Regions from separate parts of the Mus musculus genome. Here all the other regions are linked to region 1. Evidence: chromatin loops called from intact Hi-C (ENCODE). Cell type or tissue: heart. All regions are shown on one strand.

What was found. Hi-C counts contacts between places; a loop is a spot of excess contacts. Peaks named below come from ENCODE experiments on the same cell type or tissue, not always from the same donor. Only the 100,000 strongest peaks of a DNase experiment are listed, where the experiment ranks them.
Region 2: a loop joins it to region 1, with 2.3 times the contacts of the local background. A loop is called at or near these places in 9 of 42 quality-filtered maps.
Region 3: a loop joins it to region 1, with 2.4 times the contacts of the local background. A loop is called at or near these places in 4 of 42 quality-filtered maps.

The regions. Positions count from the first base shown.
Region 1 is chr9:103,090,404-103,095,403 of GRCm38, forward strand. It overlaps a transcript of Slco2a1 not described here. Among named protein-coding and RNA genes, the nearest start is that of Rab6b, 19 kb to the right of the region's middle. In heart, a CTCF peak has its summit at 1,937 (motif pointing right); DNase peaks (open chromatin) are centred at 208 and 1,938; H3K4me3 peaks cover 864 bases; H3K27ac peaks cover 675 bases.
Region 2 is chr9:103,172,276-103,177,275 of GRCm38, forward strand. All of the region lies in intron 7 of Rab6b (RAB6B, member RAS oncogene family), which reads left to right. Among named protein-coding and RNA genes, the nearest start is that of Srprb, 27 kb to the right of the region's middle. In heart, a CTCF peak has its summit at 2,681 (motif pointing right); no DNase peak of the experiment used is centred here.
Region 3 is chr9:102,912,222-102,917,221 of GRCm38, forward strand. No RefSeq gene overlaps it. Among named protein-coding and RNA genes, the nearest start is that of Ryk, 80 kb to the left of the region's middle. In heart, a CTCF peak has its summit at 2,073 (motif pointing right); DNase peaks (open chromatin) are centred at 2,630, 3,460 and 4,120; H3K27ac peaks cover 499 bases.

The sequences.
Region 1 (5,000 bases):
CACCTGCTACACTTTGATAACAATAATAAAATGTACATAGTTCGCTACAGTTTGCCAAGCCATGCATTTATTTACTGAACTCCTCAAACCACCCAGAAATAGGCTTGGCTAGGCTTCAGTCACATGACACAACACACCTTTATCTCTTGTTTGCACAAAGCCCGTGGCTTGTTTGGGTGACTCTCCAGGGCAGTGGCTTCCAAGGGTGGCTCAGAATGCCAGCTATTTGGACTTGAGGTACCTCTGTTTCATCAATCCACAATTAATGAGGCAGGAAAGGAAGCTAAGAAGGTCTCGCCATGGGAAGCAAGTGTTTTGGCCAGAAGGCGCATAGTCTTTCTGCTCCCAGGCGCTTGGCCAGAACTAGTCTCACGGCATTATCTAACTGCTGTACAGATGGAGAAATATAATCCTCTGTGCTCAGAGAGGAGAGGAGCAGACTTAGGCAAGTGCTAGAATCTTCCACCATGGGGAGTGATTCTAGGTGAACCAATATGCTCTCTGAGACCCTTCAGTCTTGTCAGGCTGTTGGAAGAGGGATGAATACAGTCAGAGGGAGGAAGCATCCACAGCGGATCCCTAGAGGAGAAAAGATGATATCTCAGCAAAGCCAAGGCTGCCTTAGAGATGGAAAAGTGGAGAGGACAGGCCCAGAAGAGGCAGAGCTGATGGATCAGAGGTTTAGAGATGCAGGGTCAGGAAAAAGGTTCTCTTTAGTTGACAAAGACTTAGGCAAAGGATGAGAAGGCGGAGGAGCTAGGGGGGATGACAGTTGATTGAGCATGCCCCCCAAGGGGCGGGGCTTATCTCGAGGGGAGGAGTCTCACCCAGAGCTTCTTCCTGAATGGTGAGGCCATCAGGACCATCACATCGATAAATGAGGTCCCCTCCGGTTGTCAATCACATTTTATTTGTTTGGTAGCTGGTGTGTGCAAGAACCCGCCATGACACATTTCCTGACCTTGCAGCGTGTATACTTTGACCTAGGGTAGGAACTTGACCAAGTGCTGTGGATTCCATTGGGAAATCAGAGAAGGGACCAGGGCTGGTTTCGAGGGTCAAGAGTGTAGGGAGAGAGGACAGCTAAGTTGTGAACAAAGGTAGAAAGGCGAGCAAACCTGTGCACATTCTGAGAATCCCCTGATCAGGGAACCTGAAGGAGAACAGGAGTAAGGCTAGAAGGGTAGGGTCTAGGCTTAGCGGGGGCCCCTTAGGCGTCCTTCGGGACTGGCTTAGACCAGCCCATTCAAAGCCTGGAGAATGGCCTTAGAGACCAGTCAACCAGTCCCAGAAGGGCGTTCCTACCTCAAAATACAGCCCCGGGTCCCTGAGAGGGAACTGCTACACCCCAGAGACCAGAAGAGCCGTCCTCCTGAGCAGCCCCAGCCAAAGTTGGCTCCACTATATGTCCTCTCTCTCTCTCTCTCTCTCTCTCTCTCTCTCTCTCTCTCTCTCTCCTCCCCGCAGTGTGGGAACTGGAGTCCCAGGGGTGTAATTGAAAGCCAAATGGGGCAGCTTATTTGAACAGGTTTTCTGTTCAGGCTCCTAAACTTCTCTTTGCACTGTGGGTTTCTCAGTACAGCATTTCAAATGTATACAGCCCCTAAACCTTAGAAGTCTCAGGTGGGGCAAGCATTTGACTGAATGTTCTTAACTTTCACAAACACCAGCTTACAGAAGAAAAATGGAGGTGGGAGTGGGGTGGGGTGGGGTGGGGTGGGCCCATACTGGGAAAAGGCATTTGAAACTCCAGAACAGCTCCAGAAGTCGGGAGTGAAGATCAGAGAACGCCAGGCCCTTTGTGCTTTGCGCTTCTAGTGAGATGCAATTATCAGACGGGGAGTTTGGAGTGCAACTGGTCTCGCTTCCAGCAGGGTCCAGACCTTATTCTTGCAGTGGCCGGCGCTCCGGGGCACTGCTGTCGTAGTCTGCCACTAGGCGGCGCCGCTCACCAGCGCCGCAGTGAGGCAGCGCCACAGCGGGATCACCGCATGCAGCTTGGCAGAGAGGGCGTTGCTGAGGCCAGGTTGCTCGCTGCTCAGGGCACCCCTCAAATACACCGCCACCCTCTGACACTTCAGGCTCCCCACCCAAGCATTCTTACAGACCCTGTGGGCACTCCCAGGCCCTGCGAACTGGCATGGGTGGTCACTCTGCTCCAACGTGGGGCCCCTCCCATCCTGGGGCTGTCAGCCTCGCCATGATCTTACAGGCTTAAGTATTCAGTGGCTTCAGGGAACTCAGTCACCTTCCACCTCCGCCTTCTAGGTCTCCGGTATTTACCAGTGTACCCCTTGGGCCTCAGGAACGTGCCTCTGAAAGAAATCTCTCATAATCGCAGGCACTGCCCGTCTTCAGAAAAGGTCTCTGTGCCCCAGTCACCTTCTAGGGCATTCGGAAAAGGACTGAGCTCCCTAGGGCCAGGATAAACAAGACTAACAACACTCTTGCTCCTTGGAAGCAAAGGCAGAAGTAGCCAGGAAAGCTTTAGAAACTGACGCACCCTCCTGACCCCCCAGGGTTGGCTGATCAATTCCAGGTTCAGCAGAGCTTGAAGGAGACCTTGACCGACACCAGCATCCCGATGCAGGGGAAACTGGATTCTCCACCTCTTGCCTTAAGCCTCCCTTCCTTGACTTCTCTATGTCACCCATTAGCATTCCAGCCTTAAGTGATTAGGCCAAAATTTTATAAACAAGATGAAGACATATTTTTAAAGCCCGTTCCTGGCAATGTACGACTAACATCATTTCACCGCTTATCGTTCCGTACATTTTATAAATGTAGATGAGAACACAACCACCGTGGCCATTAAAGTGTAAAACAGTGTAACTCCCAGCAACTAGGTGGATATTGGGTTGAGTACAGTCTCTGCCCATTTTACCACCCTGCCCCCTTGGTATAAGTTAACCTAACTTATTCGAAAGCTCAATGTAAATGGTATTTTGCAATCCATCCTAATGTTTTTGAGATCCATTGCTTGTGCCTGTGGTTATTCTTTTTTTTTTTTTTTTAATTGTTCCGTGACACTCTCTTGGTTGAATATGACACAAATTCTGTATCTATCCATCAGGTTATTTAGTTAGATGTCAGGCCATTTTTTTTTTATTATGATGAATAAAATTACTATGGAGATTCGTGAGTGAGTTTTTTGTGAGTTTCCATTTCTGTTGGAGACATGTCCAGAAGTGAAAAAGCAAAGGGATAGCTCATAGGCTATCAGAGATTAACTCTTTCCAAAGTTGAATGGCTTAGCATCTCACTAGCGATGCAGAAGTCTCTTAGTGTTTCCAAAAGGAGCTCTGTTGAGGTTTACGTGGGGTGCAGTCATATCCACACATTCACAGTCTTCTGTCAACTTGTTTGGATAAATGTATGTGTTTATCCTAGACTGCTGTAGCACCACACATGGGCTCATGTACTTGAATATGTACTTGAACCCCCAGTTTGTGGCACTGTCTGGGGAGAGAGCTCAGCCTTGCTGGAAGAAGTGCCCTGGGGAAGCCAATTTTTTCAGCCTCACCCTACTTCCACATCCCTTTCTTTCTACTTCCGGTTGCCACTGAAATATGATTTCTAAGATTTCTCCTCCAGCTCCCAGTCCTGCCCACCTCCCCCCCAAACAGTAATGGACTCTCCCTAGGAAGAGTGAATCAGGCTTCGTATTCACTGAGCTATTACATCATAAGTGGTTTTGTAATTCATATTTTATACTCTTTCACTGTGGATGACCTGAGACACCTGGAAGATCCCTGGTCGTCATCCTCCTTCGCCTTTTTTTTCTTGTCGGTCCTCACATTACCCTTTCAGGGAGTTGTCTTCAAACTCATCAAGTTTTCTTCTGCACCCTGTAAATATATTCTTGCAACCACCCACACATATGTTCATTTTTGTTTTATGTTTCTCAGGGCTAAAAATACTGTTTCTTTTTTTATCACTTCCATAATCTCTCTGCTGAGTCCCGGTTTATTGATTCAGATTGTAGTCAAAGACTGGAAGGTCTTTGAACTATTTATAGGAGCTACCTTCAACTCCCTGTCTGCTCAGGTAGACATCTGGGTCATCTCATACCTTGGCTGCTTTGATTTCTGGACTCTGGCCACATTTCCCTTTTTATTTGCTAGTCTAGTTCTTTTTAATATACCCTGGACATTATGAGTGATGTTCTGTAGAGGCTCCAGATCCCATTATTGTTCCATTTCCCTGATGTTTGGGATGGAACATTAAGGCCTTGCAGATGTGAGTCAGACAATCAGCCATTGACCTTCATACCCAATCCTCTGTTATTATCTCCTAAGGAACCATGGTTCATATATATATATACACACACACACACACACACACACACACACACACACACATATATATATATGACTGATCACTTAGGACAGTGGTTCTCAACTTGAGGATCACGGCCCCTTTGGCAAACCTCGATTTCCAAAAAACATTTACATTATGATTCATAACAACAGCAAAATTGCAGTTATGAAGTTGAAGTAGCAACGAAAACAGTTTTATGGTCAGAGGTCACCACAACATGAGGAACTGTGTGAAAGGGTCACAGCATCAGGAAGGTTGAGGACCGCCGACCTAGGGGATGCTTATTTGATTCACTTTGTCACCAAGAGTCAGCAAACCCTAAGATAGTTATCAGATTACCCAGCCTTCAGATAGTTAACAGATTACCCAGCCTTCAGATAGTTATCAGATTACCCAGCCTTCAGATAGTTAACAGATTACCCAGCCTTCAGATAGTTAACAGATTACCCAGCCTTCAGATAGTTATCAGATTACCCAGCCTTCAGATAGTTAACAGATTACCCAGCCTTCAGATAGTTAACAGATTACCCAGCCTTCAGATAGTTAACAGATTACCCAGCCTTCAGATAGTTAACAGATTACCCAGCCTTCAGATCTGTCTCCCTTCAGGGTCTCCTGCAGGCTTGAATGTAGGGATTTTGAGGCGGGTCTAGAGTTGACACCCAGATGCATCTGTCCGT
Region 2 (5,000 bases), 82 kb after region 1:
CAACATGGAGTGCCCTGGTTAGAGCAATGAGTTCAGCCTTTTGTGAAGAGAGGTTCCACTGCGAGATGGTTCGACTCAGTCATTTCAGCTGAGGTGACCACCGCGTATGCCGTCTGGTGGGTCCTGAGTTATCTCTAAGGGAACTTCCATCCACAAAAAGGGTGAGTTGTGGGTCTGTGAGAGGCTGGTCTGGGAGGCTGGGTTGGGGTGAGCGTAGGTCCTCCACAGCTCTAAGCAAGAGTGGGAAGGCACATGGAGGAGGGTGGACCAGGAGGAACAGCTGCTGGGTGTAGAGCAGGGCTAGGGGCCAAGGTGACCTGGGAGTTTCCCAGGAATAACAGATAAAAGGGTTGGGCCCATGAGGGTCTGAGGAGAGAGAAAGAAGGGTGGCTCAGGAGATCAGAGAGGCAGCGGGTAGAGTATACAGTAATAGGCTGGAGTAAGGTGATCTTGAGTGAGTTCAGCCATTGCTGTTAGGTCTCGCAGACATGGCTGCCATCGCACACAGTAGGGTCCAGTTGTTTAGATAGCAGAGCAGTGGCTGGGGGGACTGGAGAGATGGCTCAGCGGTTAAGAGCACTGACTGCTCTTCCGAAGGTCCTGAGTTCAAATCCCAGCAACCACATGGTGGCTCACAACTATCTGTGATGGGATTTGATGCCCTCTTCTGGTGTGTCCGAAGAGAGCTACAGTGTACTCATATGTATTAAATAAATAAATCTTTAAAGAAGAAGAGGAGGAGGAGGAAGAGCAATCAATGGCTCAGTGAGAGGGCCCAGTGGGTTGGACTAGGGCCCCAGCCCCTCGTCAGTAAAGAGGTGATAGGACTGAGTAGAGTCTGAAAAGGCCAAGACTGAGGCTGCTAAAAAGGCATCTCAGAGAGTAGGGAAAATGATGGTGAGCTATAGCTGAGTGGGTGAGGGGCCCACTGGGGGCCCCCTTGACTGCCTGGTATAGTGGCTTAGCCATATTAGCTAAATATGGGAATCCAGGGTCTAAAGAATCCAACCAAGTCCAAAAATGAAAGAATATGATCTGCCATAGTTTGGGGCTATAGATCTCTCAGAACCCGCGCTTGTTGAGGGTCTTAGAGCCTCGGCTAAGTTGAACACCAAGTATATATTACAGTGGGAGAGCATAGTTGAGCTTTAGATGGGGAGACTTGATCCCGGGTAGACAAGGTAGTTTAGAAACAAGAAGTTGGCCGTCTGGGACAAAGACAGGGAGGGGCTACAAAGTAATAGGTCATCTACATACTGAAGACGTGTATTTAGCATTAAGGTCTAAGGAGAGAGCCAGGCAGTGGTGGCACACACCTTTAATCCCAGCACCTGGTAGGCACTGGAGGGCTTACGGAGAGGGAGAATGGAAGAGTTGCAAGTCCTATAGGGATCAGAAGTCCCTGACACGCGAGGTGAGTATTGATGGACTTGAGACAGTGACGATGGGGCTCAGAAGTGGGGAGCTGGGGTCTGAAAGGGGAAAGAAGAGGGGTAAAACTAGGACCGGCTGGTGGGGCGGAGCGATTACCAGGGTGGAGATATACCATACTTGGGGGTCAACAGGGTCTGGTAGAGTACATCCAGGGTAGTCTGGCGTAGGGATCTGTGAGGCAACCAAAGGAAGAAGAAGATGAGAGTGGGGAGAGGTTGTGGGGATTCAGAGAAGTGGCTGAGGATATTGTGGTCAAGTAAAGGCACAGGGCAGACAGGCATGACTAGGAAAGAATGTGTAAAAAATGGTCAGCCAAGGATATAGGAAAGTGGCATAGTCGGCATGAAAGGAGGGGATCCCATCCATCCTCATAGCAGAAACTGATGAAGGAACAGCGGGATCCGAGTGGGAGGTCAAGACAGAGAAGGTAGCCCCATGTCCACCCGGAAGGTCATGGCACATTACCCTAGGATCTGCAAGAGTGACAGGAGCCCTCGAGTCTGGGTGCCATCAATCCTGTGCCAGGCCGAGGAGCCCTAAGGCAGGAAGAGTTTGTGCTACCTGCACTGATGGCTCTGGACCTTCGTGACCTGGCCCAGAGGACAAGCCCACACTGGGGCATTCTGACTTCCAGTGGTAGGGCAGTGAGCAGACAGCATGGGTTGCTGAGGGCTGGGGCAGTTGTGGGATCAGTGGCTTTGCTGGCCGCATTTGAAACAGGCCCTTGTTGGAGTTGACATTGACGGGATGGGGTCTGCGGGATTGCCAGTGGCCTCAGGTCAGTTGCCAAGTCTTAGGCTTGGAGTGCAACCTTTTGCTGTAGCTGAGCCTGTCGGGAAGACTCAGTTGCCTCCCCTTGGGCATCGAATACCTTAAAAGCCATCTTTACCAATTCCTGTACGGGGGTTTGGGAACTATCTTCAGTCTCTCCCCGCCCCCTCCGAATATCTGAAGATGACTGGGAAATAAAATGGGTAGCCAGGACTGTAGCCCCTGCCGGGGAGGCCTGGTCAAGGCAGATGTGTAGACCATGGTTTGTTGTAACCAGTTTTTTAATGGCCAGGATTTCATTAGCTTCCTGTGTAATTTTGCAGAGATTGCCAAAAGTCAACAATCTTATTTGAGACCATTTCCATTCCCTGAAGGAGACAATGGACCGTACTCTAATCGGTGGTCAATGTGACCTGGCTAATAATTCCACTTAGGCTCTGTGGTCAGCACCGTTGTGTCACTCACAGGGACTGTATTGTCCACTAGGTGGCCCTGGTCTGCATACTGTCTGCCTGCAGCCTGAACCTGTCCATGTTCCTCAGGAGTGAGGGTAGAGCCTGAATGACATAAAGATCGTGGAGTTAGGTCATAGTCCTGACAAAGGAAGCAGAACTCTTTAATATAGGCAGATGGGATGGCAGAGAAGGGGCCTCTCCACTTTTCAGTCTGGGAGAAGTCTTGAAGGGAGAAAGGAACATGAACTCCCACAGCTGTTTCTGCTCCGGCCACCTCCTGGGAGGGCAGAAGAGCTTTGGAGTATTGAGACTGCATAGGAGAGGCTACAGGGGAGGGTTCAGGGGAAGTGAGCCAGGGAGTGCATGGGGATCAGGGTGTGGGTTGACCCCTAGGTGGAGCCTGTGTTGGTAATGAAGGAGGAGGGACAATGGGAGGAGAGAGGAGGGGAGGGACAAGGGGGACAAGAGTTAGGGGGAGGAAGTTAATTGTCCTTGGCTTTTGTCTCAGAGGGAGGGGAAGAAAAAGGGGTGGGTACCAGGGAGAAGGCTAGCCAATAGGCGGGTTATCAATGGTGTAGGAAGGAGGAAGGAAGGAGGAAGGAGCAGGTATAGGGAGGAAGGTTGGCCAATAGACTCAAGCTTATGGTGCTATAGGAGTGGGAGTAGTAGACAGGGCTGGGGAAGGGGTTGGTGTGCCCATGATTCAAGTGGTCCCGCCAGGGTAAAGGGTGTCTTGTAGTCCAAGTCCCCAGATGAATGTGTGTCTGGAGGTGTCACAGCCTTGGCCAACAAGACTTGAGCCATTGAACACTGACTACAGAAGGGCGGAAGTGCAGTTCCCAAAACATTTGTACATAGGGGAGCTCAGGCCATCTGTCCATATGCCAGCAGAAAATTTCAAGATCATGAAGGATGTTAAGTCAGTAGTACCTCCTGGTGGCCATTTGGACTCACTGTCCAAGGCGTATTGTGGCCAAGCCACAGAATGAAGAGGAACTTAGGGTCCAAGACAGCCCCAACTTGGATAAATTGCATAACCGCCACCACATGGGCTACTGAAGATTGGGTTTAAACTTGGCGTTGTCTTCTCCCGGACTTGCCAATGATGCAGCGACCCATATGATAGACTGGGATCGAAGAGTGTGGGGTGGAGAAACCTTGGAAAGGACGTCTCTGAATCCAAGGCCTCCCTAGAACAAAACGAATCCAAAGCCTGCCTGGAACAAAGACTGAGTCTTTGCTCTGAATGGACAGGCTTGTCCTGGCTCGGCCGAGACTTGTCAGGGGATCCCTAGCTTGGTCCTGAACCTGGAAGAGGCACCCGGTACCTGTTAGGCTGTGGCTGGGAAGTGGCTCTCATTGAGTAGAGAGAGGGAGAGAAGTGGTCCCCACATGGCCTGAGGCCTGACCCACTGGACTGGGGGCCCAGCTTCTCCCAATTCTTCAGAATCATAATAGGTTTCTCCACCAACGAAATGAACCAATTCAAGCCAACTCAAAAGTATAAAGGCGGGCTTATTAAGAGGCAGCTCTCCAATCTCATAGGTGGAGGTCAGTGAAGACACACATCAGTCAGGGCTAAAGCAAGGGGAGTTTAGGGGCACAGGGAGATGATGTGTGAGCTAAGAGCTGGGATTATGCCTGTATAAGGTAAAGCATATTAGCCCAGAATTTTCTTCTTGCAGGTAGGGTTGGAGGGAAAAGAGCAAACAGGGTTTCTTAGCTTATGCAAGGGATAACCAGGGGCTCTAACCAAATAGTAACCATGTGTCCCAAGGAGAGAGTGTTAGGATTAGGCATTGGGGGTACCTTGGTGGGTCTGGGCCAAGGTGTGCTGCTAAGAGATCACTCTACATAGCAGACCTCACACACAAGAGGTTTATGGGAGAGGGGAGGTAAAAGGCCATCTTGGAGTTGAGATATAAGAAACAGACAGAGAGACTGGGAAACAGAATTAACAAGACACACAGAGAGAGGAAGATCAGGGATGGCTTGAGACTTAAAGGGTGTGTGTGTGTCACATAGGGGAAATAAGCAGCCATAGGACGGTAGAAATGCACCACACCTGGCCACAGCGGGCAATGACATAAGCTACTAGCTCTGAGTTGCTGAAGGACAAGCTGGTGGGGCTCCTGATTTATAGTATTCCTCCTTCTTGTTTATTATAAAAGGCAAGAAAAGAGGAAGGGGTCGTGGTAAGGTGGCAATGGGGGTGCCTATGCTTTTTAGACTGCTCCCTGCTATCTCAGAGCATGGATATCTTTGGGGACCCAAGAAAACTGGGGTGCTGGCCAACTCCTGAGAGTGCTGGCCATTTCCCTAGCTGTGTAGGCTCTGTGG
Region 3 (5,000 bases), 180 kb before region 1:
TGTCTCTCCCTCTCCAGCCACACTTGACTTTTCTGGATGTGCTGGGAATCGAACTCAGATCCTGGTGCTTCTGTGACCAGCGGGCTCGGGGGCGTCGGTCAGTGTTTCTCTGGCTTCACAGAATCACCAGCGTTACTATTATGAGGAAAGATCCTTTGGCTCCATCTTGTCTGGAGCCAGAATGGCCTTGGCCTGACTGGGTCAGGAAGCAGAGTGCGTAGTACGAGTGTTTTAAGTTTTGTGTTGGAGTCTCTAGGCAGTGTCTCTCTGGCCTTGGCTCCTCTTTTCCCCTCAGGACCCACAGTTGCCTTCACTGAAGGAGAGGGTTGTGTATTCTGGTCACCTAAACAGACTCTCAGTCTGTGATAAATGCTCCCTTATGGTCCTCCTCACCTCTTCTGGGAAGGCAGGAAAAGGAAGAGACGGGCCTGGCCTGCTGGACTTGGTGGGAAGCTCCCCGCGCCTCCTCCGCTGGCCACTCAGGTCTCTGCACGCTCTAGGCTGCCCCACTGGCTCACGCTTTGCATGTCCCTATTGAAGGAACACTGATATCTTTCCACAGGATGCGGCCCTTAGGTGCATTAAAACAACATAAGATCGGGAAGTAGATAGAAATACTGGATTTTCCCATCACCGCTTCAGTGTAGTGCTGTGTTGTAGAGATGGCCAGCTGATAATGTAACTCCCTTGTTTTACAAATGAAGGAAATGAAAGGCGCTTTTGCTTGCAAACCTAAGATGTATAGCAGGCTGTGTCTTATGTTGGTGTATTATAGGAAGTGGGTGTGCTTTTCAGGAAGGGAAATTAATTTGGTAGGATGCTGACTAACACTCTGTTAATAGGATTTTTTGTTTGTTTGTTTGTTTCCTGAATCCATGAACAGAGTGCTATTATTGGCCAAAACCCTTCAAAAATGATGTTGCTGGGAGGGAAGGTTCCAAGGTAAATGGGCAGAAGTGCAGTACGGGTCTAACGTCAAGAAATTCCAACTTTGGTCTGGAGTAATAGAAACTCAGTAAAAGGCTCACATCAGAGATACACCCACATGTGTTTTAGCAGTGTTTGTGGTAGGCAGATGTTGCCACCGTACATCAAGCATGGTACTTGTACTGGCTAGTTTTGTGTCAACTTGACACAGCTGGAGTTATCACAGAGAAAGGAGCTTCAGTTGAGGAAATGCCTCCATGAGATCCAACTGTAAGGCATTTTCTCAATTAGTGATCAAGGGGGAAAGGCCCCTTGTGGGTGGGACCATCTCTGGGCTGGTAGTCTTGGTTCTATAAGAAAGCAGGCTGAGCAAGCCAGGTGAGGCAAGCCAGTAAAGAACGTCCCTCCATGGCCTCTGCATCAGCTCCTGCTTCCTGACCTGCTTGAGTTCCAGTCCTGGCTTCCTTGGTGATGAACAGCAGTATGGAAGTGTAAGCTGAATAAACCCTTTCCTCCCCAACTTGTTTCTTGGTCCTGAGGTTTGTGCAGGAATAGAAACCCTGACTAAGACAGTACTAATCACCAAAAGTCCTACAGAGTGGCCTTACCCCCATTTTACAATTGAGGAAATGAAAGTTGAGCTTAGTTGCGTTAAGTAATGCTGTGTCTTAATCCAGGGAGTCTGTCCCCAAACCCTGTGCTACTGAGACGGGAGGAACGGGTTTGCAAGGGAGGCAGGACACCTTAGGAGCCCCTGCTTGTTGGTTCCAACATTTCTAGTGATATAAAAGGTAGTGTTAGTGTTTGGAGTACCAGGTTGGGGGTGGGCTTCATAGGAACTTGAAGTGTTGTAGAGGGAAATTAAAACGGGAGCTGCCTACAAGCAAATAAGAAGGGCACACAGCTAGTGTAAGTCACATTGGGGCTGCCCTGGTTGGTCAGCACATTTTTCTTCAGAAATTTGGTTACAGTGGAGTCTGCTATAACAAATGGTAGATTAAGTCATTGTTTCCTTCTTACATGGTAGTCCAAAGGGAGGAGGGTGGCTAAGAACCCGTCATCCTTTCGCCCTGCCCTTCCTATCAACGGCCATTTTAATGTGGCTGCATGGCCAGTGCTGGGTTCCAACCACATCACTGCGGCTCCCAGAAGAGGGAGCCTTTCTCAGTAAGTGATAGAAAGGCCACCAAGACACTTCTGCTGATATCCATCGGGAAAGACTCGGGCACCAGCAGCAAGGACGTCATTTAGAAAAGAGTCTCCCTAGGCAGCTGGCTGGGGAAAAAAAAAAAAAAACAGTTTGCAAACAGTGGTCTGTGGAAGAGAAATGTTGAGAGAAGAGCGAATCAAGAAGCTGTGTTTTTCCAGATAGGTATGAAGCTAGCAGCACTCTGGAGTGTAGGCTGATAGGGGAAAGGTGTTACCTGGCCATGGGCTCCAGTTAAGTATCTGGTCCAAGATACTGAAGATCTGAATACCTTGGGCCTAAGTCTCCAGAGTAAATCTGGGACTGAGACAGAAAGTAGATGAATGAGAGCTGGTATGTGTGGCTAGAGGAGAATCTGGATCTAAGCCCAGAGTGTCTTCGTTCCAGAAGATAAGCTAGCTCCCTTGCAGTCATGGTGTGGGAGGCAAGGGTTTGGAGTGGAACAGGCACAGCATGGTGTGGTCAGAAGTGGCATCCTAGCACACAGCACCCTCTACTCTATGTTGGCTTGCTCTAACACAATACCTGAGGTGACTGAAGGAAAGAGAAGAGCATATGTTGGCTTACAGTTTTGTGGAGGTTTCAGTTCATACAGGACCAACCCTCTTGCTTTTGAGCTAGTGGCAAGGCAGTATGGAATGGCAGGGCACACGTGGTGGACTAAATAGTTTCTTTATGGGAGCCAGAATCCAAAGAGAAAGGAGCCGTGCAATGCTTACTTGAAAGGCATACCCACTTTTGACAGGAAGGCCTCTAAGCAGTCCCCACCTCCTAAAGGCTCTACCCCCTTACAACTGGGACCAAGCTTTAACACATGGACCTCTGTGGGGACATTAGCCCAAACGTTAGCATCATCTGGTCCCTGGCTTACACACATACACACACCCGCCTTGTGCCTTCACTTCTGATCTCCTCTGTAATGTTGTTCCATACCTACTGCAGTCTAGCAAAGCTCCCTGTTCTATAAAACCCACCTCTCAGGTTCTTCAGTATCCTTAGTCTCTGCTTGCAGTCTGACCACCATCAAATCCACACACACCCCCAACATCAGGTTATTTATAGCATATAAGTGTCACATGAGCAGATGGGAGGGCATCTCACATTTAGACCACAAAAGCAGCTGGCCATGCTAGAGGCCCCTTGGCCCTCTTAACACCAGGACTATCCAGTTGGCACCCCAACTCTGTCATTATCTTCCCCTCTCTCTTGCACTCTGACCCTGCTTCCCACTCTCATCCTCCTCTCTAGCCGCTCCCAGCTTCCCTTGAACTCCATCCTAGTCAACAGCTCCTCCTTCTTGCTGGACAGAGTGTTCCTAGATATCCTCTCCGTTAGCACAGCCTCCCATGCTTCTCCTGGACCCCTCAGACTTGTATGCATGGTTTTCTCTGCCAATGACTTTCTCAGCTTCCAGCACCCCTCCCTCCCTGCCTTCCTGTTAGCATTGAGTTACTACTTCTCAGTGAGTTACCTCCACTCCACTCAGCGTCTGCCCTGACGTGGGCCCAGGGTCCTTCCTTCCTGGGGTAATGGCTCACTTTGCAGGCCCCTGACACCATAGGTGCCAGGTTCAGTGACATTCTCTCCGTGGCATGTGTCAGCATATCGTCCTTGAACTGCCTTCTGTAACTTTGGCTTTTCAAATCCTACTTTGAATAGTTGTTCTTAAATGCTCCAACCTCCCTTCTAGCCCACCACCCACCAGAGGTAATGGGAAAGAAAGCTTATGGTGATACAGGGGCAGTGGGCCTGTTTAGAAATTGTTCTTTGGAGCAAATCCCATCTGTGTTGTCAGGAAACCAGCAGTTCAGTTCACAGGAATCAGCAGCGGCAGCTCGATCCACTCGCAAACACTTCACCAATATAGCAGCAGTCCAACCTAGCAGAGACAGCCAGGCAAGGCTTCACCAGTCAGCAGGAGGGAGCAAGACCAGCAGGGACGCCAGGAGAAGTTCTTGGCTGTGCCTCTCCCAACGAAGCCAAGATCAGTGAAGACTTGAGACGAAGAAGGGTTGCACAGGAAGCCGCCAGTCACTGTCCATTGAGTCCTATGTATGCTCCCCCCAAACATCATGTGTCCTCCACAGGTCTTGCCTCAGCACATGAGCCTGTCTTAGCAAAACTCCCCGTGGGTCTGTATCAGCTGACATCACTCTGCAGATCGGCCGTGGAGCCCGTGGAAGCGGCAAGAAGCCACGGGAACCTCTCAAGTTCTTTGGTGCATCTCTCTCTGTGGAGTCAAGACAAATGGTGCTCAACAATGCATGTAAGGCAGGCCAATACATGCATGTCCTTAGCGAAGAATTCTTCATCACACATCCTTTCATGTGCTTGCTTCAGCAAAATGTCCTTTCACCTGTGTCTGCTTCAGCGAAACATTCTTTGAAATAACTGACTTTCCAAAGAAAACCACGTTTCCACTTCAGCCTTCCTTCCACACTTAGTAATTTGGGGCTCAAGCGTCTACCTCCCCCCACCCCAGCCCCCCAATTTTGGGTTCCTATGGTTCCTATGTCAGTCTTGAGCACCTGCCTGTCAGGTCTTTTCTGTGCTCAGCACCTCTGCAGGACCATCTGGCACCCCTCAACCCCAACATTGAACTTAGTCCCTCCTTAGTCTCCACAGGGCCACCAGGAAGCCACCCTTACTGCTTCCTAGTGCTTCCTGAGCCATCTGTGGGCAGAACTTGTGGTCTCTTGCCGGTTCTCTCCAGACTCCATTGCCCCAGCCAGCTTCCCTCCCCTACGCCCACATTGGTTATACATGGTTTTTGATTATCTGTTTTGATAATCACTCAGGCTCTGCAAAATTGTTATGGGAGATAGTTTTGTTCAACCAGTGATACATAGGACCATGTGAACTAAGA